Regions from separate parts of the Homo sapiens genome. Here region 2 is linked to region 1. A link is a loop called in an ENCODE intact Hi-C map of the cell type or tissue named here. Cell type or tissue: endothelial cell of umbilical vein. All regions are shown on one strand. Links, peaks and the distances in the headings refer to the core of each region. The heading gives the core; the rest is flanking DNA. Region 1 holds the start of LOC124904628 (a long non-coding RNA gene). Region 2 holds the start of CD209 (CD209 molecule).

Region 1 (10,097 bases), core at 4,795-7,294:
TTTGTGTTTTCAGCAGGGACAGGGTTTCACCATGTTGACCAGGCTAGTCTCAAACTGCTTACCTCAAGTGATCCACCCACCTCGGCCTCCCAAAGTGCCGGGATTACAAGCGTGAGCCGCCGCACCCAGCCAAGAAGAGTCATTTATTGACCTATTTATTGGTACTCTGGAAGACCCTGCTCTGAAAGACCTGACCTCACTTGAACTTGCCGGATGCTAAACATTTCTCCCCAGGGGCTATTTGTTAAATGTTTTAACATTGCAGCTGCCTGTGGCAATACTTAACAGTTGGGGAAATAATAGCCTAACTAAAAATCTTAGAAGGAAAAGCGCCAGGCGCGGTGGTTCACGCCTGTAATCCCAGCACTTTGGGAGGTCGAGGCGGGAGGATCACTTGAGGTCAGGAGATCGAGACCATCCTGGCTAACACGGTGAAACCCCGTCTCTACTGAAAATACAAAAAATTAGCCGGGTGTGGTGGCGGGCGCCTGTAGTCCAAGCCAGGAGAATGGTGTGAACCCAGGAGGCGGAGCTGGCAGTGAGCCGAGATCGCGCCACTGCACTCCAGCCTGAGCCACAGAGCGAGACTCCGTCTCAAAAAAAAAAAAAAAAAAAATCTTAGAAGGAAAAATGAAGACATTAGATGTTCGGAGGGACTTTTGAAAAATTCTGACATATTTCTGGGGATATGGAAGGCCACATGCTTAGGAAAGACCTGAGACAGCCCTAAGCTCACACCGCTGGCCGACTTCGAGGCTCTGTGTAAGCAGGAAGTGAGAGCTAAAGCACAGTTGTAAATTTCCTGGGTGAATGTTGAAGGTGTGTCCCTAATAAGTACACAGAGCTCCCTGGCAAAGACTGGCAGACTTCCGATTCCAGACATTCAAGGAAATCTCTGTCCAACCACTAGCTAACCATGAAGCTAACTGAGCAAAGACTTCAGTAGCCATGACAGAGAATATAGACTTTACAGAAGTAGTTTAGAAAAGTCATTTAACAGGCCTGGCACAGTGGCTCATGCCTGTAATCCCAGCACTTTGGGAGGCTGAGACAGGTGGATCACCTGAGGTCAGGAGTTCGAAACCAGCCTGACCAACATGGTGAAACCCTGTCTCTACTAAAAATACAAAAATTAGCCAGGTGTGGTGGGGTGTGCCTGTAATCCCAGCTACTCAAGAGGCTGAGGCAGGAGAATCGCTTGAACCCAGGAGGCAGAGGTTGCAGTAAGCCGAGATCACGCCATTGCACTCCAGCCTGGGCGACAGAGCGAGACTCCACCTCAAAAAAAACTATTTTTATAGTGACAGGGTCTCACTATGTTGCCCAGGCTGAGCTTGAGCCCCTGGGCTCAAGTGATCCACTGACTTTAGCTTTCCAAAGTGTTGGGATTACAGGCATGAGCCATCACACTCGGCCAGCTGTTGGCATTTAGAATAGTCTTTCTAGCAAGACCAATATTCCAGGACCATAAAAGCTGACTGAATATCTGTTCTAGGATGAGGGATAGGCTCCAGGGATTCCTTTCTTCCCTGGAAGGTTGACTCTTGTGTGTTGGGGAGTGGGGCAGGGGGGTGGGCTGGGGCCAAGGGCCAGGGAGGACAATTTGGTCCTGACTCTCTTATTTGGGGTCTTTATGGATCTGCTCTAACACCAGCCAGTTAGAGCCAGGAGACTGCAAGCTGGGACCTGTGCATTGATCAGGTATGCCTGAGGCCAATGGTGAAGGGAGGATGGACCCTTTGAATCCAGTTATTTGGCTCTCTGGGCTCCTGCCCTGAGGTTCCCTCCAGCCCTGCTGCCCCAGCATCTAAGCCTGGAGTACCAGGGGCTCGAGGGCATGCGTGAGCCATGGACAGGATCCTGGGGAAGTTCCAGCTTAACCTGGGGGCCTCTTCCTTCTGCCCCAGCCACAGCCGGTACTTACTCAGCTCCACCCCCAGGAAGAGACTCCTGGGCTTCTCCTGTCCACCTGTGCTTCCATTGTACATTTGTCACTACAACCTGGAAGAGGCTCTGCCGTTGAGGTTGTCAGTCAGCCTGGAAGTCAATCCTGTCAGTTCGTCTCTGTTGCTGTTCAGTGAGTCAGAGATCTCCACTTGATCATCAGTAAGTTAGACTAGATCTGTCTGTGGATCTTCCAAATTGCCACTTAACCCAGCTCAGCAAGCAGTTAGGCCACCAGGTACGCATTTCGACTTCCATCCCCCACCTGGGAGTCTTTCTCAGCTAGTTACTCTTTGAGCTAGGATGCATGATGGCCTGCAAAGATATCCAAGTCCTGGCCAGGCATGGTGGCTCACATGTGTAATCCCAGCAGTTTGGGAGGCTGAGGCGGGCGGATCACCTGAGGTCGGGAGTTCGAGACCGGCCTGACCAAGATGGTGAAACTCTGTCTCTACTAAAAATACAAAGTTAGCCAGGTGTGGTGGTGCATGTCTGTAATCCCAGCTACTCAGGAGGCTGAGACAGGAGAATCACTTGAACCTGGGAGGTGGAGGTTGCAGTGAGTTGAGATCATGCCATTGCACTCCAACCTGGGCAACAAGAGTGAAACTCCTTCTCAAAAAAAAAAAAAAAAAAGATATCCAAGTCCTAATCCCTGGATCCTATGAATGTCACCTTATATGGCAAAAAGAGACTTTGCAGATATGATTGCGATTTTAAGATAGAAAGATATTGTGTGCTAAATAATCTGTCTAGTCACTACCTCTGGTTCCTGGCAGGGGGCGTCTAAACTCTTGGAATTTTCCAAGTAATAGAAGTGTCTTAATGGCCAACAAACATATGGAAAAATGCTCAACATCACTAATGATCAGGGAGATGCAAATCAAAACCACAATGTGATACCACCTTACTCCTGCAAGAATGGCCATAATCAAAGACTCAAAAAATAATAGATGTTGGTGTGGATGTGGCAAACAGGGAACACTTTTACACTGCTGGTGGGAATGTAAACTAGTACAACCACTATGGAAAACAGCGTGGAGATTCCTTAAAGAACTAAAAGTAAAACTACCATTTGAGCCAGCAATCCCACTACTGGGTATCTATCCAGAGGAAAAGAAGTCATGATACAAAAAAGATACTTGTTCACACATGTTTATAGCAGCACAATTCGCAAGTGCAAAAACGTGGAACAAACCTAAATTTCCATCAGTCAACGAATGGGTGAAGAAACTGTGGCATACATATAAAATGGAATACTACTCAGCCATGAAACGGAATGAATTAATGGGATTTGCAGCAACCTGGATGGGACTGGAGACCATTATTCTAAGTGAAGGAACTCAGGAATGGAAAACCAAACATTGTATACTCTCACTCATAAGTGGGAGCTAAGCTATGAGGATGCAAAGGCATAAGAATGACACAGTGGATTTTGGGGGCTCAAGGGGAAAGGGTGGAAAGCTGACGGATAGAATACTACAAATTAGGTGCAGTGTATACTGCTTGGGAGATGGGTGCACCAAACTCTCATGAATCACCACTAAGGAATTTAATCATGTAACCAAATACATGTTCCCCCAAACCTATGGAAATAAAAAAAAAAAAGAAGCGTCTTTATTATTCATGGGGGCCCTGGACCATAACTGAGCTTATACCAAGGAGGTGACTCAGGATGGGGGCTGGTCATGCCAGAAACACCAACCACCAAGGTTGGGATTTTTAGCCACCTGACCTCCAGGAAGGGGAAGGGGCTGAAGGTGGGGTTCAATCATGTAGATAATGGTTGGATCAACCCCACCTACTTTTTAATCCTGCCTATTTTTAAATACAAAACTAGCCGGGCATGGTGACACACACCTATAATCCCAGCTACCAGGGAGGCTGAGGCACGAGAATCCCTTGAACCTGGGAGGTGGAGGATGCAGTGAGCTGAGATTGTGCCACTGCACTCCAGCCTGGGTGACAGAGTGAGACTCCATCTAAAAAACAAATAAATGAGGCCAGGCGCGGTGGCTCACACCTGTAATCCCAGCACTTTGGGAGGCTGAGGCGGGTGGATCACGAGGTCAGGAGATCAAGACCATCCTGGCTAACATGGTGAAACCCCGTCTCTACTAAAAATACAAAAAATTAGCTGGGCGTGCTGGTGGGCACCTGTAGTCCCAGCTGTTCCGGAGGCTGAGGCAGGAGAATGGCCTGAACCTGGGAGGTGGAGCTTGCAGTGAGCTGAGATCACGCCACTGCACTCCAGCCTGGGAGACAGCGAGACTGTGTCTCAAAAAAAATAAAGTAAATAAATAAATAAATAAATAAATAAAACAAAACAAAAAAGAAGAGCTCACCAGAGCCAGCAGCCTGAAACAAAAGTGCTGGTGGAAAGGTTTATGGGGTGCCAGTTTAGTCAGTCACCCCTGTGTAGGACACCTATGGAAAACTGTAGGGGGCCCTTAGGAGAATCATCTCCGCAAGCCATTAAGTTCCCAGGCCAGAGGGCATGACCTGCTCTGCGGCTTTACACAGAATGCTCTGGGCTGACACACTCCCTTGAAGTGTTGGAACGTGACCAGACATCCTAGCTCCTTGTAAAACCGGCCCCCACCAGCTGCAGCCCGATAAGTTAAAGACTGTCTTAGCAGTTAGACATATGCTTTTAGCTTAAAGGAAATTCATATAACCGCCACTGCTCTACATCTTTCCAATGACGTACGCTCCCGCTCCTTCACCGTTTCATCCCAGCTGCTTCTTAGATCAAAAGATTGTGCTCAATAAATCGTCAGGCAACCAGAACTCTGGGCGTTTTGCAGCCTTCACTCTAGCAACTGGCCCCCTGGGCCTGCTTTAAAATCTTAACTTGTCTTTTCTCATTCCTTTGTCGCCACCGGACTTCAGGTACCCACGGGTAGTGTTGAGGCTGGACCCCACCATCTGGCGCCCAACGTGGTATCTCCAAAACAACCGGGTGAAGGAATGCAGGAGCGTCGAAAATGAAGGACCGACAGATGGAGAACTCCCAAGGACGAAAAGTTTTTTTTTAATTTTTACTTATTTATTTATTTATTTATTTTTGAGACGGAGTCTCGCTCTGTCACCCAGGCTGGAGTGCAGTGGCTCGATGTCGGCTCACTGCAAGCTCCGCCTCCCGGGTTCACGCCCTTCTCCTGCCTCAGCTCCCAAGTAGCTGGGACTACAGGCGCCCGCCTCCACGCCCGGCTAACTTTTTGTATTTTTAGTAGAGACGGGGTTTCACCATGTTAGCTATGATGGTCTTGATCTCCTGACCTCGTGATCCGCCCGCCTCGGCCTCCCAAAGTGCTGGGATTACAGGCGTGAGCCACCGCGCCGGCCAACGAAAAGACTTTTAAGCTCTGCAGGTAAGCGGGGCGCTCGGAGAATTCCAGGGTAACAACAGGAAATTGTGGGTCAGGCTGAGAGTAGACATAATAATTATTTGAGTTTGGTGCGGCAGTTATTGTGCCACTGTGGTTAAACGTGAGCACCCAAAATCTTCTGTCCCTGTTTCAGCTAATAGAACAATATTCTCCTTGGTTCCCGGAACACAGCTCCATGGATTTGAAAGACTGGGAAAAAATAAGGGCTGACTTCAAACAGGCACAAAAAGAGGGTCAAGAAATTCCTTTCTCCGCTTGGTCTGTGTGGGCGGCAGTGAAAACAGCACGTGAGCCTTTGCAGACTGAGGAGGAACCAGCATTTGGAAATGAAGGAGACGAGTTTGACGGTCAGGAGAGTGCACCATCTAGCTCCAGTTTAAAAAAGGCGGAGAATCAGGAGGTTATATATGCTAACCAAACACATATGAAAGAGACCGTCCAACCTACCGCACCCTCAGGGGAAGCTCCGGAATGGCCACCCGCGCCTAAGCCTTGTGAATTGCGGGCATGGAAGCCTGAGACGCGGTTCGCCGCGCCCATTGTTGCAAAACCTGCCGTTAATTACGGTAAAGGGATGATTCAGGCTCAGCCACCAGTTAATTAAAATTCAGGCTCGCCCTGCCGTTCATTACGGGGAAGGAGCAATTTCCCTTAAAAATGGATGACCCAGCGCCCTGTCTGGGTCGAACAGTGGCCGATCCCTAAGGAAAAATTGGGGGCGCTTTATGAAATAGTTAAAGAATTACTAGAAAAAGGACATGTTTCACACCCACTTTTTCTCCTTGGAATTCCCCAGTATTTGTAATTAAGAAAAAGTCCGGCAGATGGCGCATGCCGACCGATTTACTAGCGGTCAACGCTGTAATTCAACCGATGGGAGCTTTACAACCAGGGCTCCCATCCCCCATTATAATCCCTAAAGACTGGCCGCTTGTTATTATAGATTTAAAAGATTGCTTTTTTTTTTTTTTTTTTTTTTTTTTTTTTTTTACAATTCCTTTAGCAGAGGCAGATTTCGAAAAATTTGGCTTTACCATCCCTGCAGTTAATAATAAAGAACCTGCAGCCAGATATCATTGGAAGGTTTTACCTCGGGGTATGTTAAACAGTCTCACAATTTGTCAGACTTTTGTAGGCAGAACTATCCAGCCTGTTAGAGATCAATTTCCAGATGTGTGCAGCAAAAAATAGAGGCCAACTTATTCAATGTTATTCATCTTTGCAAAAGGCAATTACAAACGCTGGATTGCTTAAAGCATCTGACAAAATTCAAACAACCACTCCTTTTCAGTATTTGGGAATGCAAGTACAGGATAGAGCATTAAGCCTCAAAAGGTTCAAATTAGAAAAGCTTCTTTAAAAACCTTAAATGGGCGGGGGGGCAGTGGCTCACGCCTGTAATCCCAGCACTTTGGGAGGCTGAGGCGGGCGGATCACAAGGTCAGGAGATCGAGACCATCCTGGCTAACACAGTGAAACCCCGCCTCTACTAAAAATACAAAAAATTAGCCGGGCGTGGTGGCTGCGCGCCTGTAGTCCCAGCTACTCGGGAGGCTGAGGCGGGAGAATGGCGTGAACCCGGGAGGCGGAGCTTGCAGTGAGCCGAGATCAAGCCACTGCCCTCCAGCCTGGGGGACAGAGCAAGATTCCGTCTCAAAAACAAAAACAAAAACCAAATAAACCTTAAATGATTTTCAAAAATTGTTAGGCGATATTAATTGGATTCGGCCCACCTTAGGAATTCCTACTTATGCTATGTCTAATCTCTTCTCAATACTGAGGGGAGACTCCAGTTTACACAGTAAAAGAGAACTAACACCCGAGGCCATGAAAGAGTTAAGAGTAATTGAAGAAAAAATTCCGCAAGCCCAGGTCAGTAGGATTGACCCAGACTTGCCTTTACAATTCATTGTTTTCCCTACTTCACACTCCCCAACGGGGATTATTGTTCAAAATAATGATTTAGTTGAATAGTCCTTTTTGCCACGTAATACCATAAAAACACTTACAGTATATTTAGATCAGATGGCAATTTTAATTGGACAGGCTCGTATGCGAGTTGTTAAACTTTGTGGCACTGAACCTAATAAGATTATAGTTCCTATAAATAAAAATCAGGTTAAACAGGCATTTATTAATTCAGTTACATGGCAAGTTTATTTAGCAGAATTTGTTGGATGTATTGATAATCATTATCCTAAAAATAAAACTTTCCAGTTCTTAAAATTAACTACATGGGTTCCTCCGAAAATTACTCGTGATGCCCCTTTGGAAGGAGCTGTGACTGGTTTTTTTGTTTTGTTTTTGTTTTTTGAAACGGAGTCTCGCTGTGTCGCCCAGACTGGAGTGCAGTGGCGCTATCTCGGCTCACTGCAAGCTCCGCCTTCCCGGTTCACGCCATTCTCCTGCCTCAGCCTCCCCAGTAGCTGGGACTACAGGCGCCTGCCACCACGCCCTGCTAATTTTTTTGTATTTTTAGTAGAGACGGGGTTTCACCGTGTTCTCAATCTCCTGACCTCGTTATCCGCCCGCCTCGGCCTCCCAAAGTGCTGGGATTACCTGCATGAGCCACCGCGCCCGGCGGGAGCTGTGACTGGTTTTACTAATGGGTCTGGTAAAGATGGAAAAGCGGCAGTCTGGTGGAGACCACGTAATCCAATCACTGGATCTAAATTTACTAGCATTCGGAGAGCTGAGGCTGTTCTGTTTATTTATTAAATTACTTTTACAGCCTTAAGTTCGCTCTGGAGCCCACTCTGTGTGCCTCTTTTTCTTCAACTTCAGCAATTGCCGGACCAAGGTACACATCCTATTTTTATTACACACGTTTGAGCCCACAGATCTCTGCCTGGCCCATTGGCTTGTGGCAAGATCAAGCAGACCTTCAGGTTATGACATCACTGCTTGACCAAGCCACCCAATCACATCAATTTTTCCACCAAAATTGGAGAAACTTATCTAAACAATTTCAACTAGCCCAGAGACTGGCTAAACAAATTATCCTACAATGCCCAGATTACCAGCTGACAGGCACGTTTCCTCCTTAAACAGGTGTTAACCCTAGAGGATTGGAACCTAATCAGTTGTGGCAAACAGATGTTAAACACATCCCTAAATTTTGGAAACTAAGATATGTACATATATCCATTGTTACCAACACTCATCTAATTATTGTACATTAGAAAGAGAAATAGAAAAAAATAAGAGAGAGACTAGAAGAGACAGAAATCAGAAAAAGATGCAAAAAGAAAGACTAAGGAAAGAAATGAAGTAGGAAGAAGGGAAAGGAAATATTAAGAAAGTTATAAAAATGTACCTTTAGTAAGGAAAGTTATAAAACATACAAAGTTAAGGCATGTTGGCTGGGTGTGGTGGCTCACGCCTGTAGTCCCAGCACTTTGGGAGGCCGAGATAGGCGGATCACAAGGTCAGGAGATCGAGACCATCCTGGCTAACATGGTGAAACCCCGTCTCTACTAAAACTACACAAAATTAGCTGGGCGTGGTGGCTGGCGCTTGCAGTCCCAGCTACTCGGGAGGCTGAGGCAGGAGAATGGCGTGAACCCGGGAGGCGGAGTTTGCAGTGAGCCGAGTTCTTGCCACTGCACTCCGGTCTGGGTGACAGAGCAAGACTCCGTCTCAAAAAGAAAAAAAAAAAAAAGAAGAAAGTTAAGGCATGTTGAAGATTGTCTGTGAAAGTCATGAAAAATGTTATAAAAAGGAATTTGTGCAAGAAAGGTTGTATAATTTTTGTTTTGAAGGTCTAAGCAAGTTTTAAAATGATAATTGTAAAAAATTGTGTGTAAACATTTGCTAAAGTTAAAAAGGTATCATCCAGTTTTTCTATAAACTAAACATTAAAATAAAGCACAAGTTTTTCTTAAAACACTAACCTGCTCTTTAAAGATGGTAAAAAGTCTCTCAGCACAGGCACCACTCCTAGAATTTCCAGTACCAGCCTGAAGACTACGTCCTCATCAAATGACGGAAAGAAGAAAAAATTCGAGCCAGCCTAAGAAAGATCCTACAGGAACTGTAGCCTCAAAAATGCGGCTTCCGCAAACAACATAGGCCCCAGACATTGTGCTGAAGAAGCGAAGACTAAGCCAAATAATTCATTCATTTTTAATTCTCTCACTTTGCCTACTACCTATACCTACTACACTCTATTAAGCTCATATCTTAAATCCGCCTTTCTTCTTCCCTGTTACTTTAACAACCCCCCACCCCTCAGCTTCTAATAACATAACTGCTTAGCTAAAATAAATTAACATACCCCCAGTGGGGTTCCTCATTAATACTGTATAGTAAACTAAGATGCCAAGTAACACTACAGGTCACTCTTTGACTGGAAAAAAAAATGTTGCTAATTATACTCAGGTTTGTCTTCTGTTATTTACTAATCCTGGGATGCAAAGCTGGAATAAGAGCAGTGACCTCCTCGCCTGACAAACCTGTGGCTGCATATATCTACGCCCTGCAACCAAAAAACCCTAACACAGAAAACAAAAAAGGGGGAGAAGTTGGGATTCACTCATGATGGTGGCTATAATTGCAGTAATTGCTATGGTGGTAAGTCTCCATGGGGCTACAGCAGCACAAAATTATACCTGTTGGGCATATGGCCCATTCCCGCCTTTAATTAGGCCTGTCACTTGGTTGGAACCCCCGGTTGAGGTTTACGTTAATGATAGTGTTTGGACACCTGGACCAACTGATAACCAAGGCCCTATTCATCCAGAGGAGGAAGGAATGTTAATA
Region 2 (10,097 bases), core at 5,644-8,143, 51 kb after region 1:
TGTAATGTAAATGGATTAAATTTCCCACTTAAAAGATATAGACTGGCTGAATGAATTTTTTAAAAAGACCCAACTATATGCTGTCTATAAGAAACTCACTTCACCTGTAAAGACACGTATATATACTCAGGAGGAGGCTGAAGAAGGATGATTGCTTGAGGTCAGGAGTTTGAGACCTGTCTGGGCCACATGGTAAGACTGCATCTCTAAAAAAATTTTTGTAAAGCTAGCCAGGTATGATAGCATGTGTCTATAGTCCAAACTACTCAAGGAGCTGAGGCAGGAGGATTGCTTGAGCCCAGGGTTTTGAGGGTGCAATGAGCTGATTGTGTCTGGGAATAGCCACTGCACTCCAGCCTAGGCAACAGAGTGAGACCCCATCTCTTAAAAAAAAAAACACATATAGACTAAAAGTGAAAGGATGATAAAAGAAATTCTAACAAATGGAAACAAAAAGTGAGCAGGAGTAGCTACACTGATATCAGATAAAACAGACTTTAAGTCAAAGACAGTAAAAATAGGCAAAGAAGGTCATTATATAATGATAAAGGGATTGATTCAGCAAGAGGATATAACAATTTTAAATATATGTGTACCCAACACCAAAGCCCCAGATATATAAAGGAAATCTTATTAGATCTACAGGGAGAGATAGACTTCAATACAATAATAGTTTGGGGCTTCAACACCCCACTCTCAGCACGAGACAGATAATCTAGACAGAAAAATCAACAAAGAAACATCAGATTTAAACTACAATTTAGCCCAAATGGACCTAACAGATATTTGCAGAATATTTCATCCAACAGCTGCAGCACACACATTCTTCTCATCAGCACATGGAACATACTCCAGAATAGATCACATGTTGGGCCACAACACATTTTTTACAAAATCAGAATTATATCAAATATCTTCTCAGACCACAATGGAGTAAAACTACAAATTAATAACAAGAGGAACTCTGAAAACTGTACAAATACATGGAAATTAAACCATATGCTCCTGAACAACCACTGGGTCAATGAAGACCTTAAGAAAGAAATAAAAAAAATTCTTGAAACAAATCAAAATGGACACAGAGCATACCAAAATCTGTGGGATACAATAAAAGCAACACTAAAAGGAAAGTTTAAAGCAATAAATGCCTACATCAGGGCCGGGTGCGGTGGCTCATGCCAGTAATCCCAGCACCTTGGGAGGCCAAGGTGAGAGGCTTGCTTGAGCCCAGGAGTTCAAGACCAGCCTAGGCAACATAGTGAGATGCCGTCTTAAAAACAAAAAAACACACAAAATGCCTACATCAAAAAAGTAGAAAGATTTCAAATAAACAACCTAGGAATACACCTCAAGGAACTAGGAATGTAAAACCAAACCAAACCCAAAATTAGATGGAAGGAAATAACACAAACCAGAACAGAACTAAATGAAATAAAGACTAAAAACAAAAACAAAAACAAAAACAGAGGATCAGCAAAAGGAAATTTTTTTAAAAGATAATCAAAATTGATAAACCACTATCTAGACTAACCAAGAAAAAAAGAGATAAGGCCCAAATAAACAAAATCAGAACTGAAAAGGAGAGATTACGATTGAAACCACAGAAATACACAGAAAAAAAATCATCAGAGACTATTATGAACAACTATATGCTAACCAAATTAGAAGACCTAGAGGAAATGGATAAATTCCTGGACAACCTACCAAGATTGAAACAGGAAGAAATAGAAAACCTGAAACAGAACAATAATGAGTAATGAGATTGAATCAAAGTAAAATGCCTCCCAACAAAGAAATGCCCAGGGCTGGATGACTTCACTGCTAAATTCTACCAAACTTACAAAGAACTAACATAAATTCTCAAACTAATCCAAAAAATTGAAGAGGAAGGAATTCTTCCTAACTCATTCTACCAGGCCCACATTACGCCAAGACTAAAACTAGACAATTACACCATAAAACAGAAAACAGTCCTTGCTTTCAATTGTTTTGAGTATACACCCAGAAGTGGGATTGCTGGATTATATGTAATGAAATTTTTATTTCTATTTTTTAGGAACTGCCATACTGTTTTCTGTGGTGACCGCACCATTTTACATTCCCACCAACAATGCACAAGAGTTCCAGTTTCTCCACATCTTTGCCATTATTTGTTATGTTATTATATTATTATTATTATTATTGTTTTTGAGATGGAATCTCACTCTGTCGCCCAGGCTGGAGTGCAGTGGCATGATCTTGGCTCACTGCAAGCTCTGCCTCCTGGGTTCACACTATTCTCCTGCCTCAGCCTCCCGAGTAGCTGGGACTACAGGCACCCGCCACCACACCCGGCTAATTTTTTTGTATTTTTAGTAGAGACGGGGTTTCACCGTGTTAGCCAGGATGGTCTCGATCTCCTGACCTCATGATCTGCCCGCCTCGGCCCCCAGAGTGCTGGGATTACAGACGTGAGCCACTGTGCCCGGCCACGTTATTATTTTTTGTAGTAGTCATCCTAGTGGGTGTTAGGTGGTATCTCATTGTGGTTTTAATTTGCATTTCCTGAATGATTAGTGATGTCGAGCATCTTTTCACGTGCTCGTTGGCCACTTGTATATCTTCTTTGGAAAAATGTTTAGTCAAGTCCTTTGCCCATTTTTAATTGGGTTGTTTTTCCATTGTTGATCTGTACTTTTGCTCATCTTTAAACTAGGTTTGTTGTTTTCTTACTGTTGGGTTTTAGGAGTTCTTTACTTACTTTGAATATGAGTCTCTTTTTTCTTTTGAGATTGGGTCTTGCTCTGTTTCCCAGGCTGAAGCTCACTGGCACTATCATAGCTCACTGCAGCCTTGACCTCCTGAGCTTAAGCAATCTCCCACCTCAGCTGCCCAAGTAGCTGGGACTACAGGTGTGCACCACCACGCTTGGCTAAATTTTTAAATTATTTGTAGAGACAAGATCTCACGGTGCTGCCCAGGCTGGATGATTTCTTTATATATGTCTTGCAAATATTTTTGCAAGTTTGTGGATTTTCTTTTCATTTGTCTTGATTTCAATGGGAATGCTTCTAAAGTTTCTCCAGTAGAAATGGTGTTTGCTGTGGGTTTGATGGATACCACAACCATGTTAAGGATATTTCCTTCTACTCTTAGTTGATGAAGACTTAAAAATGTAAATCATGAGTCACTGTTGAGTTTTATTGAACCCTTTTATTTGATCTACTGTGATATGTAGGTTTTCTACTTTAAATTGTTTATTTGATTTATTATTATTATTATTATTTGAGATGGAGTCTCACTCTGTAGCCCAAATTGGAGTGCAATGGCACAATCTCGGCTCACTGCAACCTCTGCCTTTCGGGTTTAAGCGATTCTCCTGCCTCAGCCTCCCAAGTAGCTGGGATTATAGGCATGTGCCACCGTGTTGGCTAATTTTGTGTTTTTAGTAGAGATAGGGTTTCACCATGTTAGCTAGGCTGGTCTTGAACTCCTGACCTTAGGTGATCCATTCACCTCAGCCTCCTAAAGCGCTGGGATTACAGATGTGAGCCACAGTGCCCGGATGGTATGCTATTATTAATAGATTTTCTGATGCCATCCATGTGTTTGTCAAAAAAACTTTATTTGATCATAATGTTGTATAGGGAGAAACATGACAAACAGTACCTCAGCTAAGTTATCAAGCTTGGCTGATGATAAGTAATAAGTAATATCCATGATAAGTAATATCATATGATAAACAAAAACAAAAAAACTAAAACTGTAAACAAAACATACATTTCAAGATGAAATAAAATAAACGGCTGATGGAAAAATAAAATGACATTAGAGGAGGAAGGACCAAGAAAAGGGGTAATAAGAATGTAGTTGGGCTGGGCGCAGTGGCTCACGCCTGTAATCCCAGCACTTTGGGAGGCCGAGGCCGGTGGATCACCAGGTCAGGAGATCGAGACCATCCTGGCTAACACGGTGAAACCCCGTCTCTACTGAAAATACAAAAAATTAGCCAGGCGTGGTGGCAGGCGCCTGTAGTCCTAGTTACTGGGGAGGCTGAGGCAGGAGAATGGTGTGAACCCGGGAGGCGGAGCTTGCAGTGAGCCGAGATCGCGCCACTGCACTCCAGCCTGGGCGACAGAGCAAGACTCCGCCTCAAAAAAAGAAAAAAAAAAAAGAACGTAGTTGGTCAGATGTGCTACAGGGGACTTTGAATTGACTATCTAGCCAAAAGTCTTATTTCCTGGCTCACACAATACTGTGGAGGCGGGGGCAGAGGGGACACTCACCTGTCCCCAGGAGCCAAAATGGCACTGACTGGTCTCCAACTTAGGGCCTGGGTGAAGGTCTTCTCCACCAAGGCCAGGTGCCCAGGTTTCCCAGCTTGGGCCAGCTCAGCTGTCACAGGGGACCAGTAGCCTATTGGCCTGCTGGTCAGAGTGGCTGGTCCCACATCACATGGCACTACAGCCGAATGTTCATCTGCTCAGCTCCATTGCCTGCTAGGGAAGATGATGGTTCTTCAAAGAGTCCTTGGTTAGTGTTACAGCTCTGCAGCTTTGATTACCGTAGTGCTGATGGCTGTCTTGCTGTCTCTCGTCAACTGCTGCCTCTCCGTCTCACCAATCATCATCCTGCTGACCGCTGATCACCATCTGATATCGTTTGGGTGTGTCCCTACCCAAATCTCACCTTGAATCGTAGCTCCCATAATTCCCTCGTGTTGTGGGAGGAACCCAGTGGGAGATAATTGAATCATGGGTGCAGTTTCCTCCACACTGTTTTCGTGGTAGTGAGTCAGTCTCATGAGACCCGATGGTTTTATAAGGGGAAACCCCTTTTGCTTGGCTGTCTCATTCGCTCTGGTCTGCTGCCATGTAAGACTTACCTTTTGCCTTCCACCTGATTGTGAGGCCTCCCTAGCCATGTGGAACCGCCCATTAAACCTCTTTTTCTTTCTTTCTTTCTTTTCTTTTCTTTTCTTTTTTTTTTTTTTTTCACAATCCAGAGGTCTTTTATTTTTTTAACACCTCTGATGCCATGAATTCATAGGGAAGAGTTTCCAGCAGCTCAGCCTCCTTCCCATTGGTTCTCACAAAGCATGCTTCTCTGGGTGGAGCAGGCTGGTGCTTCAGTTGAACCCAGGTACCTTTCTCTTTGGCTTCTTTCTGTTTCTGATTATTTTCCTTCACACATTTCAGGAAGCTATCTCAGCTCTTAGCATGCTTAATGCGCTCAATGCACACATTAATTCTCTCGGCATGAATCTTGCCCTTGTTTGTTTACAACAATGCCAACAGCATGCTGGGTAACATTGTAGACTCTTCCAGTTTTGCCACGGTAACCCTTGTGGTCCATTCCTTTTTGAACAGTACCCATTCCCTTGATGTCTACAATATCACCTTTCTTACAAATTCGCATATACGTGGCCAAAGGAACAACTCCATGCTTTCTAAAAGGCCTAGAGAACATATATTGGGTGCCTCTCCTCTTCCCCTTTGCGTTCATCATTTTGGCAAATTACTGGAAGATGGCAGTTACGGCCAAAAGGCACCTCTTTTTCTTACAAATTGCCCAGTTTCAGGTACGTCTTCATCAAGCAGCGTGAAAACAGACTAATATACCACCTCTCTGTCTTTCTTTCTTTGCCACCACTCCACCACTCTCTGATCACCACCTCTCTGTCTCACTGACCTATCACCGACGGGCGCCTCTTGCCACCTTACCAGTTGCCGTCTTGCTGTCTTGCCATCCCTTGCTGTTTCACCTCTCTGCCAATCACCAATTGCCACTGTCTCTGCTGTCTTACTAATTCTTCAGTGATCCCCACTGTCTCACTGTCTCACTGGCGATCACCATCGGCAGATCGGCAGTGCTGCACCAGTCACTGCCGCTTGCTCACTGTCTTTGTTCCTTCAAGGTCACCAAATGTTGCAGGACAGGTGAACCCCAAAATTGGGGCTTAGCTGGGGAGGGTTCTTGGCTTCGCTCTGGAAAGAATTCAAGGGTGAGCCAGTGATGTCAGACAGAGATTTTTTTTTTTTTTGAGACAGAGTTTCACTCTTGTTGCCCAGGCTGGAAGGCAATGGCACGATCTTAGCTCACCGCAACCTCTGCCTCCCAGGTTCAAGCGATTCTCCTGCCTCAGCCTCCTGAGTAGCTGGGATTATGGGCATCAGCCACCATGCCTGGCTAATTTTGTATTTTTAGTAGAGACAGGGTTTCTCCATGTTGGTCAGACTGGTCTTGAACTCCCAACCTCAGGTGATCTGCCTGCCTTGGCCTCCCAAAGTGCTGGGATTACAAGCGTGAGCCACCTTTTGTTTGTTTGTTTGTTTGTTTTTGACATGGAGTCTCACTCTGTCGCCCAGGCTGGAGTGCAGTATTGCAGTCTCGGCTCACTGCAACCTCTGCCTTCCAGGTTCAAGTGATTCTCCTGCCTCAGCCTCCCGAGTAGCTGGGATTACAGGCATCAGCCACCATGCCTGGCTAATTTTGTATTTTTAGTAGAGACAGGGTTTTACCATGTTGCTCAGGCTGGTCTCGAACTCCTGACCTCAGGTGATCTGCCCGCCTCAGCCTCCCAAAGTGCTGGGATTACAGGCGTGAGCCACCGGTTTTGTTTGTTTGTTTTTGAGATGGAGTCTCACTCTCTCGCCCAAGCTGGAGTGCATTGTCACAGTCTCAGCTCACTGCAACCTCTGCCTCCCAGGTTCAAGCAATTCTTCCGCCTCAGCCCCCTGAGTAGTTGGGACTACAGACACGTGCCATGCCTGGCTAATTTTTTTTGTATTTTTAAAAGAGATGGGGTTTCACCATGTAGCCAGGAGGGTCTCGAACTCCTGACCCTGTGATCCGCCCACCTCAGCCTCCCAAAGTGTTAGGATTACAGGCGTGAGCCACCATACCTGGCCTTAGACAGATATTTTTTATGTAATGATACTGCTCCTTGTGAAGCAGGGCTAACTCATAGGCAGTGCACCCAGAGTCAACAACATACAAGCTCTTGGCAGCTGTAGTTATACTCATGTCAACTCACTTTCAGTTATACGTCAGTTAAGGGGTGGGTCAATGCAAATTGAGGAGCAGGTTCTTTAGAAGTTTTAAGGAAAAGGGCGAAGATGTCCAGGTTGTTTCCATGGAAACAGGTGGGAACTTCTAGGTCATTGCCATGGCATCGGTAAACAGTCATGGCACTGGAGGGAGTATCTTATGCCCACGAGCAATGAGGCAGCCAGGGATTGCTTTTGTTGCCATCTGCTGGTTCCTGCTGGTTTCTTCACATCATCTCATCTGGACCAGATTCTGTATGGGTCTGCAGGGTTGTGGCCAGAAAACAAGTTCTTCCAGTTTCCTACCTCATTACCATGTGAAATGTTACCATTAGGAGAAACTGGGTTCACATTAGGGATCCCTAGGTGAGGGATTTACATATGGGAAATCTCTTTCCTACATTTGCAACTTTGCTATAAACCCAAAATTATTCTAAAATTAAAACATTTTAAAAAAGAATACAAAGTAAAGATCAGGTCGAAAACCACTATTTGATTATGATACATGTATGTATTTTCCATCTTTAAACTGAGATTTAACACACATGTGGTAAATGCACATCTCTATGATCAAAATATAGAACATTTCCAGCATACAGAAACCCCGTTGTCAATCTCCACCTGCTCCTTCCTGATAATTCCCATTCTGAGTCTCCTTCAAAGGTTAGTTCTGCCTGTTCTCAAAATTCACACAAAATCAAATCTTACAGTGTGTACTCACTCTGTCTGGGTCCTTTTACTGTTTTGTGAGATTTATCTATGTTATTAAATGTACTAGTACTTTGCTTTTTCATTGCTGTATAGTATTCCAATCTTTGAATATGCCATTATATTTTTTATCATTCACCTGCTGGTGGACACGGGGTTGTTCCAATTTCAGATCATTCTAAATAAAGCTGCTATGGATCTTTTCTTTCCTCTTTGATACTATTTCACTCTTTGGTTAACAGCATGCACTGTGGAGGCAGACTGGGTTCAAGTCTCAGCCCCACCATCTACCAGCTGTGTGACCTTGGGCCAGTTAGCTAAACTTGCAGTGCCTCCTCAGTTTCCTCATCTGTATAATGGAGGTCATATGATCTACTGAAGGGTAGGAACATTAAATGAATGAGTTTATAAAGCTGTTGGAAAAGTACCTGACTACCCTAGGCATTAAATAAACAAGCAATTATGATTCTGCCCCAACTCCCAAAGTCAGCAGGAATTCCCAAAAATGAGGACAGCAGCAGCTCAAAGCAGGAAAGCCAGGAGGTCACAGGGGACAGTGCTTCCAGGAACTGGGGGTGCTACCTGCCTACCCTTGCCCTAGTGGAGGGGGTGTAACACAGTAGCTTTCTCTTACAATTTATCAGATTTCATTAAAAGCATCCCACTGCTCAGCCATCCATGAGTGGATGAGTCCTTCTCCCTGTCAACCCCAGACCATCCCCCACTGCCTCCCTGAAATTCTTGAAAGATCCGGCCCATCTCATGCTCTGATGCTTTCCACTAGTCTTTTGGATGACAGATCCCTACCCAACTTCCTGTTTCTCTTTCTGTGGGAGACTAGATTTAGGAAGTAAAGATCACAGGGTGGGAAATAAAAGCTGTGGCCCCCAGGAGTTCTGGACACTGGGGGAGAGTGGGGTGACATGAGTGACTCCAAGGAACCAAGACTGCAGCAGCTGGGCCTCCTGGGTGAGGCTGGGTTGGGACGCTGGGATTCTGGGAAGGGGGAAGGGATGGCCAGCCATGGCCTCAGCCTGCCCAGGCTCTGATTTCACGTCTATCCATTCAGAGGAGGAACAGCTGAGAGGCCTTGGATTCCGACAGACTCGAGGATACAAGAGCTTAGCAGGTAGAGAGGACTTAGCAGTTTGGGAGGAGAGACGAGAGACTCCTGGACTCCTGGGTCCTGAGGAGCTGGACGCTGGGGCCTGGACTCTTGGGTCCTGGGGATGTGGGGCTAGGGGCCTGGACTCCTGGGACCTGAGGAGGTTGAGTTTGGGGCCTGAATTCCTGGTTCCTGGGAAGGTGGAGGCTGGGGCCAAGACTCCTGGGTTCTGGGGAGGTAGAAGTTGAAGCCTGGGTTCCTGGGTCCTGGGGAGGTGGGGTCAGGGGCCTAGACTCCTGGGTCCTGGAGAGGTGGGGGCCTGGGCCTGGACTCCTGGGTCATGGGGAGGTGGGGACTTGGGCCTGGGTTCCTGGGACCTGGGGATGTAGGGGCTGGGACCCAGATTCTTGGGTCTTGGGGAGGTGGGAGCAGGTACCTGGGTTACTGGGACCTGGGGAAGGGGAGGCTGGGTCCTGGGTCCCTGGGTCCTGGGGAGGTGGGAGCTGGGGGCCTGGGTTCCAGGGACCTGGGAATGTAGAGGCTGGGGCCTGGATTCCTGGGTCCTGGGGAGGTGGAAGCAGGTACCTGGTTCCTGGGACCTGGGGAAGGGGAGGCTGGGGACGGGGTCCCTGGGTCCTGGGGAGGTTAGAGCTAGGGCCTGGATTCCCAGGTGTTGGAGTGGAGGGGGCTGGGGCTGGGGTTCCTGGGTCCTGGGGTGCTGAGGGATTTAGACCAGGCTCTCCCTGGGCCAGGCTCCGGTGGGGACACTGGCAGGCTGACGCATGTATCCTCTCTCAGGGTGTCTTGGCCATGGTCCCCTGGTGCTGCAACTCCTCTCCTTCACGCTCTTGGCTGGGCTCCTTGTCCAAGGTCAGGGGCAGGTTCTGAGGGTCTGGGGTCCCCACGCCTGGCTTTTGGCTGTGGACACAGCCTGGGGCTGCCAGATCTGGGAGGGAGGTGGGACTGAGAGCCAAGATGTTGTCCCTGGGGGTCTGTAGGGGCCTCTCCCACAGCCCCTCCCCACTCTAGGGCAGGACAGGAGAGGGAGGAGGAGGAGGACAGGAAGAATCTGGCTCTCCTTGGCCTTCTGTGCTGCCTTCTCCAGGTGTCAGTTTTCTTCATCTTCAAAGGGGATTAACCAAGACCTTGGCTCTCACAAATGATGTCCCTATGGGGCTCAGTTCAAGGCTTGGCACACAGTAGGTGTTTAATAATTGCAGTTCCTTTTTTTTCTTGGCCCAGTGTCCAAGGTCCCC

The links. A loop is a pair of places that touch in the nucleus more often than their neighbours do. Peaks named below come from ENCODE experiments on the same cell type or tissue, not always from the same donor. Only the 100,000 strongest peaks of a DNase experiment are listed, where the experiment ranks them.
Region 2: it touches region 1 in a loop (12-fold over the local background); 10 of 110 quality-filtered maps call a loop at or near these places.

What each region holds. Positions count from the first base shown.
Region 1 is chr19:7,795,821-7,805,917 of GRCh38, reverse strand. It overlaps LOC124904628 (a long non-coding RNA gene), which reads right to left and starts at 9,319. Exons shown (of 2, transcript XR_007067118.1): 1 at 9,230-9,319. In endothelial cell of umbilical vein, for the core only: a CTCF peak has its summit at 6,159 (motif pointing right); DNase peaks (open chromatin) are centred at 6,207 and 7,187; H3K4me3 peaks cover 357 bases; H3K27ac peaks cover 859 bases.
Region 2 is chr19:7,746,074-7,756,170 of GRCh38, reverse strand. CD209 (CD209 molecule) reads left to right here and starts at 8,637. Exons shown (of 7, transcript NM_021155.4): 1 at 8,637-8,705; 2 at 8,806-8,865; 3 at 9,640-9,711; 4 at 10,084-10,097. The coding sequence starts at 8,660. It also overlaps the pseudogene RPL21P129. RefSeq lists a silencer at 6,994-7,288, an enhancer at 7,068-7,569, cis regulatory regions at 7,789, 8,324, 8,459, 8,521, 8,530-8,534 and 8 more and promoters at 7,005-8,641, 7,385-8,643, 7,005-8,643, 7,552-8,659, 7,619-8,687 and 7 more. In endothelial cell of umbilical vein, for the core only: no CTCF peak of the experiment used is centred there; a DNase peak (open chromatin) is centred at 7,200.